2 separate regions of the Homo sapiens genome follow, and region 1 is linked to region 2. The links are chromatin contacts, found by Hi-C in ENCODE. All regions are on one chromosome and are shown on one strand. Each heading gives the region's core, a stretch centred on a gene start or an enhancer-like site at or near the end of the contact. The rest is flanking DNA. Distances are from core to core; before and after follow the strand shown. Region 1 holds the start of SOX5-AS1 (SOX5 antisense RNA 1). Region 2 holds the start of SOX5 (SRY-box transcription factor 5).

Region 1 (5,063 bases), core at 262-2,761, 270 kb after region 2:
AGTTTGTAGACAAGAATCTGAGAGCAGGATCTGCAATTTTAAGCAGGGTGACTAGAAAAGAAGATATATGAGTAAGGAGGTGAGGGATGTGTAAATTGGGGAAAGAACTTTTCATACAGAGTAAATAGCACGATGGCATACTGTATTTTCAGAGTGGCTGCAATGGAGTGAGTGAATGCAAGAGTAATAGGAAGTGAGGTCAGATAAGCCAGGGGAAGGCAAGGGTTGTGTAAGGCCTTGTAGGCCATAGTTAGGATACTGGCTTCTGTTCTTAGAAAAATTAAAAGCCAATGTGGAGGTTTGAGCATAAGTGGAAAATCAGGTGACTTAGGTTTTAATTGGTTCAATATTTCTCAGTGAGGTTGTTATTGGCATTCTGAGTGGACAGCTCCTCTTTTCCCCCCCACCACCAAGCACATGGCAGGCCATTTAGTGTCTCTAAACTGGGCCCATGAAATGCCAGTAGAACTGCCCTGGTCTTTTGACCACCAAAAATGTCCCTATTTATTTCCAGGGCTATGTTAAGAATAAGCTTAAAGTAGGTCAGGGTAGAGTCTATTTTAATATTCCAGGCAATGGTTTATTTTGTCTTGGGCCAGAGTAGCAGTGGTGAATGTGGAATTTTTTTTTCTGCACGGAGGTTTTGCCAGTGGACTGGACAGGGGTATGAGTGAAAGCTAGGAGTCAAGGATGACTCCTACATGCTTAAAACGAGCAAATAGAAGGATGGAATTACTATTCGCTGAAATTGTGAAGACTGAATGTGGGTGGAGCAGATTTAATGGAAAAAGCAGGCGTTCATCAAGGCACGTTACAAACTACCATGTAAAAGCGATATATCTAGGTTTTATGCAAGAATTTCGCAAAATGAGGGAATGGGAACTAGTTCTGAACTGAAGGATTTTGTTAGAGCATGTTTTGGGAGGGGATAGGATTAATAGAAATAAGTAAATGAATAAATGATTACTGATAACTAGTTGTAATATATTAGCTCTTCCAAGCAATTAGATTATGCTAAGAAACATTTAAAAAATATATAGCCCAAAGGACTGAATCTAATTGTGGGATTTCAAACAATACATGGTATGGTGGTAGGCAAGCTTTTAACATTGTTAAAATCACACTGTGCCCATATTGCTTGGAATAGACACCCTACAGTGAGACTAAGGCTGAACCTTGGGAAAACAGTGGGTGATACAACTGTCCGGCACCCCATACTGACTAAGCATCACCACTTTCAAAACTGCAGAGTCAACTGGTCAATACATGTGACCTTTTCTCTATTCATGGGTAATTCGAGGATTTCAAATGAAAAGCCATGTCCAGATATTATTTAGATGTTTCTTCATGTGTAGAGTTGAGTCATCCTTCCAGACAGATGAAATTATTTGAATGAACACAATAAACTGATTGATACAAACACACAATTTAGAGTTGCTAGGAGGAAGTGGCTGATTGCATCACTGTTAGAACATTTTCCAGCATTCTATCTGCACTTAAGAATAGAAAAGCAGCATTCTGAACAGCAATGCTCATCACATAAACATGAAGTTTCCTCCAAAAGGTATTGAATAACCAAAGTCAAAGAGTCAGAAAATATTCATTGTCTTTGGATTTACATCACATTCATGAACACTGTATCTCAAGATTTCTTATTAATATTCCCCATGATTAGATACAAGTGAGGTATTTACATTCCAAAAGAAGTCCCAGGCCTGGCACAGTGGCTCACACCTGTAATCCCAGTACTTTGTGAGTCCAAGGCAGGAGGATTGCTTGAGGCCAGCATTTTGAGACCAGCCTGAGCAATGTAGCAAGGCCATCTTTATACTGAAAAATTTTTAAATTAGCCAGGCATGTTGGCATGTGCCTGTAGTCCCAGCTACTCTGGAGGCTGAAGTGGGAGGATCGCTTGAGCCCAGAAGGTTGAGGCTGCAGTGAGCTATGATCACACCACTGCACTCTAGCTCAGGCAATAGAGTGAGACCCTATCTCAAACAAAAACAAAAACAAAAACAAAAAACAACAAACAAACAAACAAACAAAAAAACATACACACACGAATGAGTTTTGCTTCCGTTAGAAAATGTCATCACGTTTCAGACTGACTCGACCTATTGTTAGAGATGCTTTTTCTGTGACACTAGTGGAAGAGAACTGGACGCAATTCTTCAGGCAGGTGGCATCTCCAATCACCAGTTAGCTAAAGAATTTAGAAGCGTTATGCAAAGGTGGTCGCATGAACTAAAGTGGAAAGGAAAGAGATCAAGAAGCAGCAGTGGTAGACAGATGCCCCACTGGCTTCGCATTGTTGTTTCGCTGGAAGGACATAGTGTGTCATAACGAATTACCATTAATTTGAGCCAGCAGTACTATTAGATTGAGCCCGGCAACCCAGGATGACAAACAGTGCCTGCAAGATCATCTAATGAGGGACAAGGCTGCTTCAGTTGTGCCGCTTCACTCAATTAGTGGACGAGGCTTTTAATGCTGCTCTGCACAACTAAAGCAATTTTGATTACTTAGAGCTAAGTCTCCATTTAGAATGTTTCGGAAGCTGACACAGTTTTTTTCTTTTTTTCTTTCTTTTTTTTTTCGCCTTTTTAAATATAAATTATCTAGAGAGTATTTGAATGGTAATAAGCTATTTGAAAGCCAATCACATTATTCCTTATTTTTGCTTAATATTGAAATATATTTTTTAAAAGTTCAAATGATAGAATTTACTCTAGCAAATGAAATGTAAATAAGATAGCAAATGATTAAGAATATTCTGAGGATGTATGTGTGTGTGTGTGGGTGTGTGTGTGTATGCAGGCACTATGTGTGTCTCTCTGTGCCAGAATTACAGTTGGTGAATTTCACTTCATCAGCCAACATTATCAGGAGGGTTGCATATTTATTCTATATATCCACATTTTTAAAAAATTTCAGATCTTGCCTTCTTTGGCTGGGAGTATTTATATCTCATAGCTTTTGATACAGGGAACTGATGTTTCTACTTCATTATTTTTTTCACTATGTCACTGCATGAGCACTGATAAGTGCAATGGTATGACTTATTTAATATTGTGATCATTGATTTATCTCATAACTAAAACCTTACCCACACAGAGGCTACATAGGCTGAATAAATTCCTTCCATTCTCTTTAGAAACACACAGGGTGCTCACTCTCTCTTTACACAGCATTCTCCCATCTTCTAGTTTTCTATTTAGTGTGTTGAATTCTCAGACTGCCGCCCCTGGGTGAAATTTTGCTTATTTAATTATATGGCCATTGGATAAAAGAAATTACTTAAGTGCTAGACACACAGTAGGTATCCATACATTTTGGTTATATCGAACACAAATTCTACCCAGATCAAAAGTATAAACCTCATTGTGACACGAACATACCCTCCGCTTTCTTTCCTTCGCTCAGGTGGAAAGGAATGTCAGGACCAAAATTTGAGAACATGAATCTCTAGTTATACCTAACCCATCACCAAAATCAGCTTGCCTACCAGTAATTTTCTTTAAAAGCTCAGTGCTTAAAGGAGGTCCAATACAAGCCAGTTTTTCAATGATACACATAGTCACATCTTTGTTTCACAAAAGCACTGTAACAACCCAAAAAATAAAGTCATTTAGGGAAGAAAATTGGAAAAAGCTTTGAAACTTTAAAACTTTTGGGCATCAGGAAAAGCCATTAGTTGAGTAAATTAACAATTATCAGAGGTTTTTTTTTTTTTTCCCCACTTAGAGTTACATTTCATTTTCTTAAAATAATTTCAACAATGGCTAATTTCTTGTCTCCAAAATAGTTAACACCAAAAGCACATGCTACACACTCAGGAGAGTTGGTTACACATTAGTAGAAAACTGTACTTCATTGTCATTGTTGATGTTGTAAATAAAAATTAAAGCAGAAAGACAATATGGTTCATTAGGAAGCAAGTAATATTTCCTATGATGGTGTTATATTTTTAATGATTGTAATGACTTACAAACTGGCAAATAATTTGCATAGATACTATATCCCCTCTTCCCAGAATATATAAGAAATCACATCACTGACTCAAATTATAATTGTAAAAGTAGAAAAAATGATTAATAGTTCCATTTATTCTCGTCTCTCGCCAAAAGGGATGGTAGGAGAAAAGGAGAAGGAATTCCTGTTAGTTGTAGGAATCAAAGAAACGTAAAGTTTAAGTATTAAATATAGTGGGATAGTACCAGTAATATGTACAAGTCAGTAGGAATCAATCTCTTAAGTGCTTCCCCCTTCACTTCTCTTTGTTCTTTAGGAGAGTATTGGCCTGAAGTACCATTAACAATGATTACCATTGGGCTTTCCATCCAAGTTAATATCTAACATCTCAGATATGTTCTCATCTTCGATCAAAATTTACTTTTAAAACATATATAATATTCTCATGGTTCAAAAAAAAACTATGTAAGATAACTCTGGACTCACTTCCATCCCCATCCCTTTTATTCATTCACACCCACACAATATACATTATTATTTTCTTGATTAAGGCTTATACTTCCTGTATTATTGCAGGAACAAGCAAATGTATGTATTTATTCTTATGTGCCCTTCTTTCTTATGCAAAAGACAGCATTCCATATATACTTTTGAAGTTTTCTTTAAAATTTCCACCTAAGAATCTTTCTTGGAAATGTCTTCCATATTACTGCATAGAGATCTTCCTCATTATTTTATTTATTTATTTATTTATTTTGAGATAGAATCTCACTCTATCCCCCAGGCTGGAGTGCAACGGCACGATCTCGGCTTACTGCAACCTCTTTCTCCTGGGTTCAAGCAATTCTCCTGCCTCAACCTCTGGAGTAACTGGGATTACACGCACCCGCCACCACGCCCAGCTAATTTTTGTATTTTTAGTAGAGTTGGGGTTTCATCACATTGGCCAGGCTGGTCTTCAACTCCTGACCTCAGGTGATCCACCCGCCTTGGCCTCTCAAAGGGCTAGGATTACAGGCGTGAGCCACCACGCCCGGCCTGTACAAATACTTCTGTAGCAAGAAACAACTCTAAACTTTCTTTAAATTTAG
Region 2 (4,924 bases), core at 515-3,014:
ACAGGCTTACAAATCAGCCTCAGAGTTGTATTTGCAAAAAGTATAATTAGAATTAAAGAATATTATCATTTAAGTGCTACTCTGTGCATTCTAGAAAACTTAACTGTGTTAAATTAGCAAATCGCTACATTAGGTAATGTACAGTATGTTCCACTATGAATAACTTCAACATCTACCTATGATATAAGGCTATATTTGCAAATAAAAGCTCACTAATTAAAGAGTTAATATATAGAAGTGAAAATTTTAATTCAAAACTGTTAAGAAAGCTCAAACATTCGCTGGAATTATCTAGTAAAGATGCAATTTAATTATTAAAAAAAAAAACACAGAAGAAATCAAAGAAAGATGACAGCACCGAAGTATATGTGTTGGCTATTTTACTTTCTTCCCTGATTTGATACTGGCTTTTCTAATATGTGACCACATTCAAGCGTTACTTTATCCTCAATACTCTTTTTCTCTTCCATTGCTTCACTTCTAGAATGTTTTAATCTTTGTCCTTTCTTTTTTCGTCTTTTCATATCAAATTCAGTCGTTTGAGCGATGAACAGCTTGACTTAGCATATTTTTAACCAGCTGGTCTAGCACCTAGCTTGCATTGCATAGTCAGATACAACAAATGTTTATACAGAAGGTAGCTTTCATGAAAATGAAAAAAAGCCTGGGTATCATGCATCCTGGCTTTTTTTAGCTTTTTTTTTTTTAATTCACCATACAGAATACAAAGTTTGAATTCTTTTTAATGGCAAACAAAATTCTATTTATAGTTCAAAAAAATGAACTTATGCTGGGATAAGAACTCAAATTTAAAAATTGCAATGTGTACTTATAGGAACATTAAGAGGGCTAAAATTCTTTCAAAGCCCTGCTTTACTTGCAACAACATCAAATAAAAGGATGCTGCAGATATTTCTCTAAATAGGAACAACTTAATTACAAATACACTATTCCCATCATAGCAAAAGGGGAAAATACAGTAAATTAAAATTCAGTCAAGACAGCTAACACAAAAAGTGGCCACTAAAACTTAGAAAGGGAACAGCTCCATTTATCCCCTTTTCGCCCCTATTTTTGACACTTAGGGAGTAATCTAATATAGCGATGATGTTAAATTTTCTTTGGGGGGAAAAAACGCTCTCTTATATCAACAAAAGGTCATGTGCTTTACTGAGCAGCTTCCAAAGTTTTACGGAAGGATCAAATAGGAACTTATAGCCTCCGTTTAAAGCACCACTAAAACCTTCTGTCACCCTAGAAATTACATGAGACAGAGATGCTGAAAATGGTAACATTCTGCACAAAAGCGTTTTTAAAAGGTGGGGAGAAAACAATCAATGAAGGAAGAAAGTAAGAGAGTGAATGAGAAAGACAGAAGCAGCGAGTTGGGGAGAGAGAGAGAGATGCTTAAGGTTCATTTAATTTGCTGTTATAGGACGCAACCTAAAAACATTAGCAGAAATCTCGGAGACTTTGCAAATCAGTTCAGTTTGGTCCGGGCAATCACAACAAAAAATCAGCTAACAAGATTGCAGAAGCCCTAGCTAAAGGCTTCTCTAACAAACACGTTTTGGGGGAGCATCTTCCAATGATTCAGAGACTACTGTAAAATGGGAGAGTTGTACTTCAATATATTAGGGGGAAAAAACTGTACTCACCTTTCAAACTCCTGAGGTAAATCAGGGTCAGTAAGCATGCTGGAAAAGCACAATTTCCCTTTGTCACAGCAGCCACCTATGATCGTCTCCAACTGAACCTGTCAAGTGAGTCCAAACCTTCTAAACCAATTGATTTTCTCTCTGTCTCTTCCCCCCCTCCCTCCCTCCCTCTCTCTCTCTCTCTCTCTCCCTCTCTCTCTCTGTCTCTCTCTCTCTCTCTCTCTCTCTCTTTCTCCCCCCCTCCTTCCCCTCCTCTCTCTCCTAGGACTCCTTGACCAGTCTCTTAAAGGGGTAGTGCACTTCCAGCAGCGGAGTCTGGCTGCTCCCCCCTCCGCGGAGCCACACGCTCCGGCTGCAAGGCTCTAGACAACCTCAGGGTGCCTGTCCTTTCCTTTTAATTCTCTCTTCTAGACATCACTGAATGTGAGAAGTCAACTCATTTAACACGTCTCCCATACTCTGTCTTCTAAATCATAAAACTCACACACACACATACACACGCAGAACAGTATGATTTTGTAAAACGTATTTGCTGCTGATTAAAAACCTAGTCTATATAATAACAGAAGCTCGATTAAACTGCATTTATTAACTAATTAAGCAAAAAATTTAATGTTAGTAATAGCATTTTTACACAAAGAATTGTTATTCCTTCTCACCCTTTTCTAGGCTCTCTCCGTTCACACACGGAAATACACGCACACACACACACACACACTCACACACACACAACAATCAGGCATTGTTCTGAGGGAAGAAAAGCAACTTTGACAGATTGAAATATAGCAGAGGCCCCTTCAAGGAAACCTGTAAACAACTTGTCACTCACTCTGTCGGTCTCACTGTTAGCTCGTGCTTTCCGCAAAGTGGTGCGAACGTCCTGGCAACCCGACCAAAGTTTCCTCAGCTCTAAACTCCATAAAACACGATGTGCGATGTGGAGGGGAATAGGTATCCACATGCCAAAATAACATACACGAGCGAACAAAAACCCAAAACGAAATCAAAACATAAAAACAAAAAGACGGTACTAACAAACTGTCCTGTTTGGGATCGCTGGGGAGGTCAGGAGTAGGAAGCGCCCCCCTGGCTGTGGATCTCTTTAATTTCCTCTGCCCAGGCAGCCACAGATAACAAGGTGGACAAACTATGGCTTTACAGATTCTAAGCTGGCTGGCAAGGCACAGCCTCCATAGCAGTTCCAATTATCTAGATAAAAATCTGGCAGCCGAGAAAGGTAATCAGGTAATGTACCTTTGACACGAAATGACAGAGGCACATACACACAGAGAGAGAGACACTTACACAGACATGCATGCAGAGATGGTGGCTGCCCCGTGCACCGCAGCATCTGGTCAGGGAGTAAGCACACACTTACCAACAGGAGATAGTGTGCATTCTTCACACACGCATGCACACACACACACACACACACACACACTCACTCACGCACGCTCTCCACTCCTACTGGGAGGGTTCATTCTGCACAAAAGGCTACATTACAGAGCCCGCCCCAATAAGGGAAAGAGAGGAAAAAAAAGCCTTCCATTGTTGAGAGGGCAGGTCAGTTGATTAGATTTTCTGTGGAGAATTCCACGAGGAAATTCCCTTCAAAGCCGAAGTGATTAACTGGGGGCTATTCTGGAAATGGAGCAGACAATGGCTCAATAGTCTGTACAGCCAATGTCCAGGCTGGCACTGAACTCACTTAAAAAAAAAATAAAAGCCAGACTCCCTGTTCTTTTCCACACATTCCTCCCCCCCAACCCCCTCCACTCCTTCCAACTTCCCCTCCCAATTCCTTTTATTTTGCAGCTGGACAACATTAAGGGCCTTTAAAACCACAAGGGTTGACCCCACGGCAGTTTGATTAGGTCCCACTTTTTTTTCTGGAGACAGGCAAACAGTAAGTTTACTTTTTTAGACATTCACAGTGATACATCATACACATATTCCAAAGAGAAAAAAATCAATTATGAACTTATATTAGTAAATTTATTTTTCATTCAAAGCTTATAAATTTTTAGACAAGTTGATAATAACTTAATATTTAATTCTATCATCAGGAGATGTTCTAAAAATATATATATACACACACACACACTACAAAATCAATGTGGAATAAGATTTAAGCATGTCACTATGGAGTTAAGACACTAACAAAACATAGAACTATGACCCACCCTGAAAAAGCTGTTAACAAGGGATGTGGCAAAAATGACTTGATGCTGACATGATTTTCACTTTCAGCAGTTGGGGAAGGGGGGAAGAATATTACTCACTATTCTTTCTTGTTGTTAGTCTCAAATTATTTTTTGTTACAGCAACAACCTACTCCCACACAGAAAAATGAAAAAATTGTTGCATTTATTTTAAATCTCTATTTTTTCAGCCCTTAAGGGACCTACAATCTAATATACTCTAATGGATAATGTATACAAAAATTATATTTTTCTTCATTTGTTAATGGTTGTTATGAGAATTAGGGTATAGTAGCTGCATAGCTATATACACTTTTAAAAATATTTAAAATTTTTTTCCTAACTAGGAAAAATCTTGCTTATCTTATATCAATAGAGAAAAAAAGTGAAGAAGGAGGATGGGTGAGTTACAGGGAGCCATGGGAGTGGAGTCAGGAAGAGGAGGAGGCGGGAGGAGAGGACGCAGAGAGAGCACAAGGAGACATAGTGGCAGCATAAAGATAGAAACAAAGATAATGGCCATAAGGCAGGATGCTGAGATCCGTATGGTCCCAGCTGCTGTCTTGCTACAGCTACTACCTCTGGTTGTTTCTTTGAAACTCTAATCTAGAAGGTCACCAGAGCAGGTAAGAAAGAGTATGAGTGTTTGAGGCCAACTATAGTATAAAGAAAAGATACTCATATTAGAATCTTCCTTATATTTGATTTTGATTTTATTGGCACTTAATATATGTATACATCTGTACATATGCCAAATAAACACAAAGAATATAGAAGAGAATGTTAAATGGTTTGAAAGTTAGTTTTTTGACTTCAATATATTCTGCAAACATTACTGTAGCCATTCAAAAGACAAATTATTTCTTGCACAATCATCTATGCTGAAGGAGTTGAAATAGACGAGGAACTAGACAGAAAATTTGCCAAATAATGATCATCCTAATAATGATAATTTGAACTAATGGAACTCTAAGATCATAAGGAATTTTGTTCACATAAATTAGCTCATGGATCTTACAGAGTAGAAAGGGGTAGGTATGTATTTCCCTAATTTTCCCACTGTTT

What was found. A loop is a pair of places that touch in the nucleus more often than their neighbours do.
Region 1: a map with no recorded cell type shows a loop between it and region 2 (3-fold over the local background). The contact joins the promoter of SOX5-AS1 here to the promoter of SOX5 in region 2. A Hi-C loop is called at or near these places in 1 of 37 single-sample maps with no recorded cell type.

The regions. Positions count from the first base shown.
Region 1 is chr12:24,221,760-24,226,822 of GRCh38, forward strand. SOX5-AS1 (SOX5 antisense RNA 1) reads left to right here and starts at 1,512. Exons shown (of 5, transcript NR_120472.1): 1 at 1,512-1,564. It also overlaps a transcript of SOX5 not described here.
Region 2 is chr12:23,947,906-23,952,829 of GRCh38, forward strand. It overlaps SOX5 (SRY-box transcription factor 5), which reads right to left and starts at 1,765. Exons shown (of 15, transcript NM_006940.6): 1 at 1,659-1,765. The coding sequence starts at 1,696.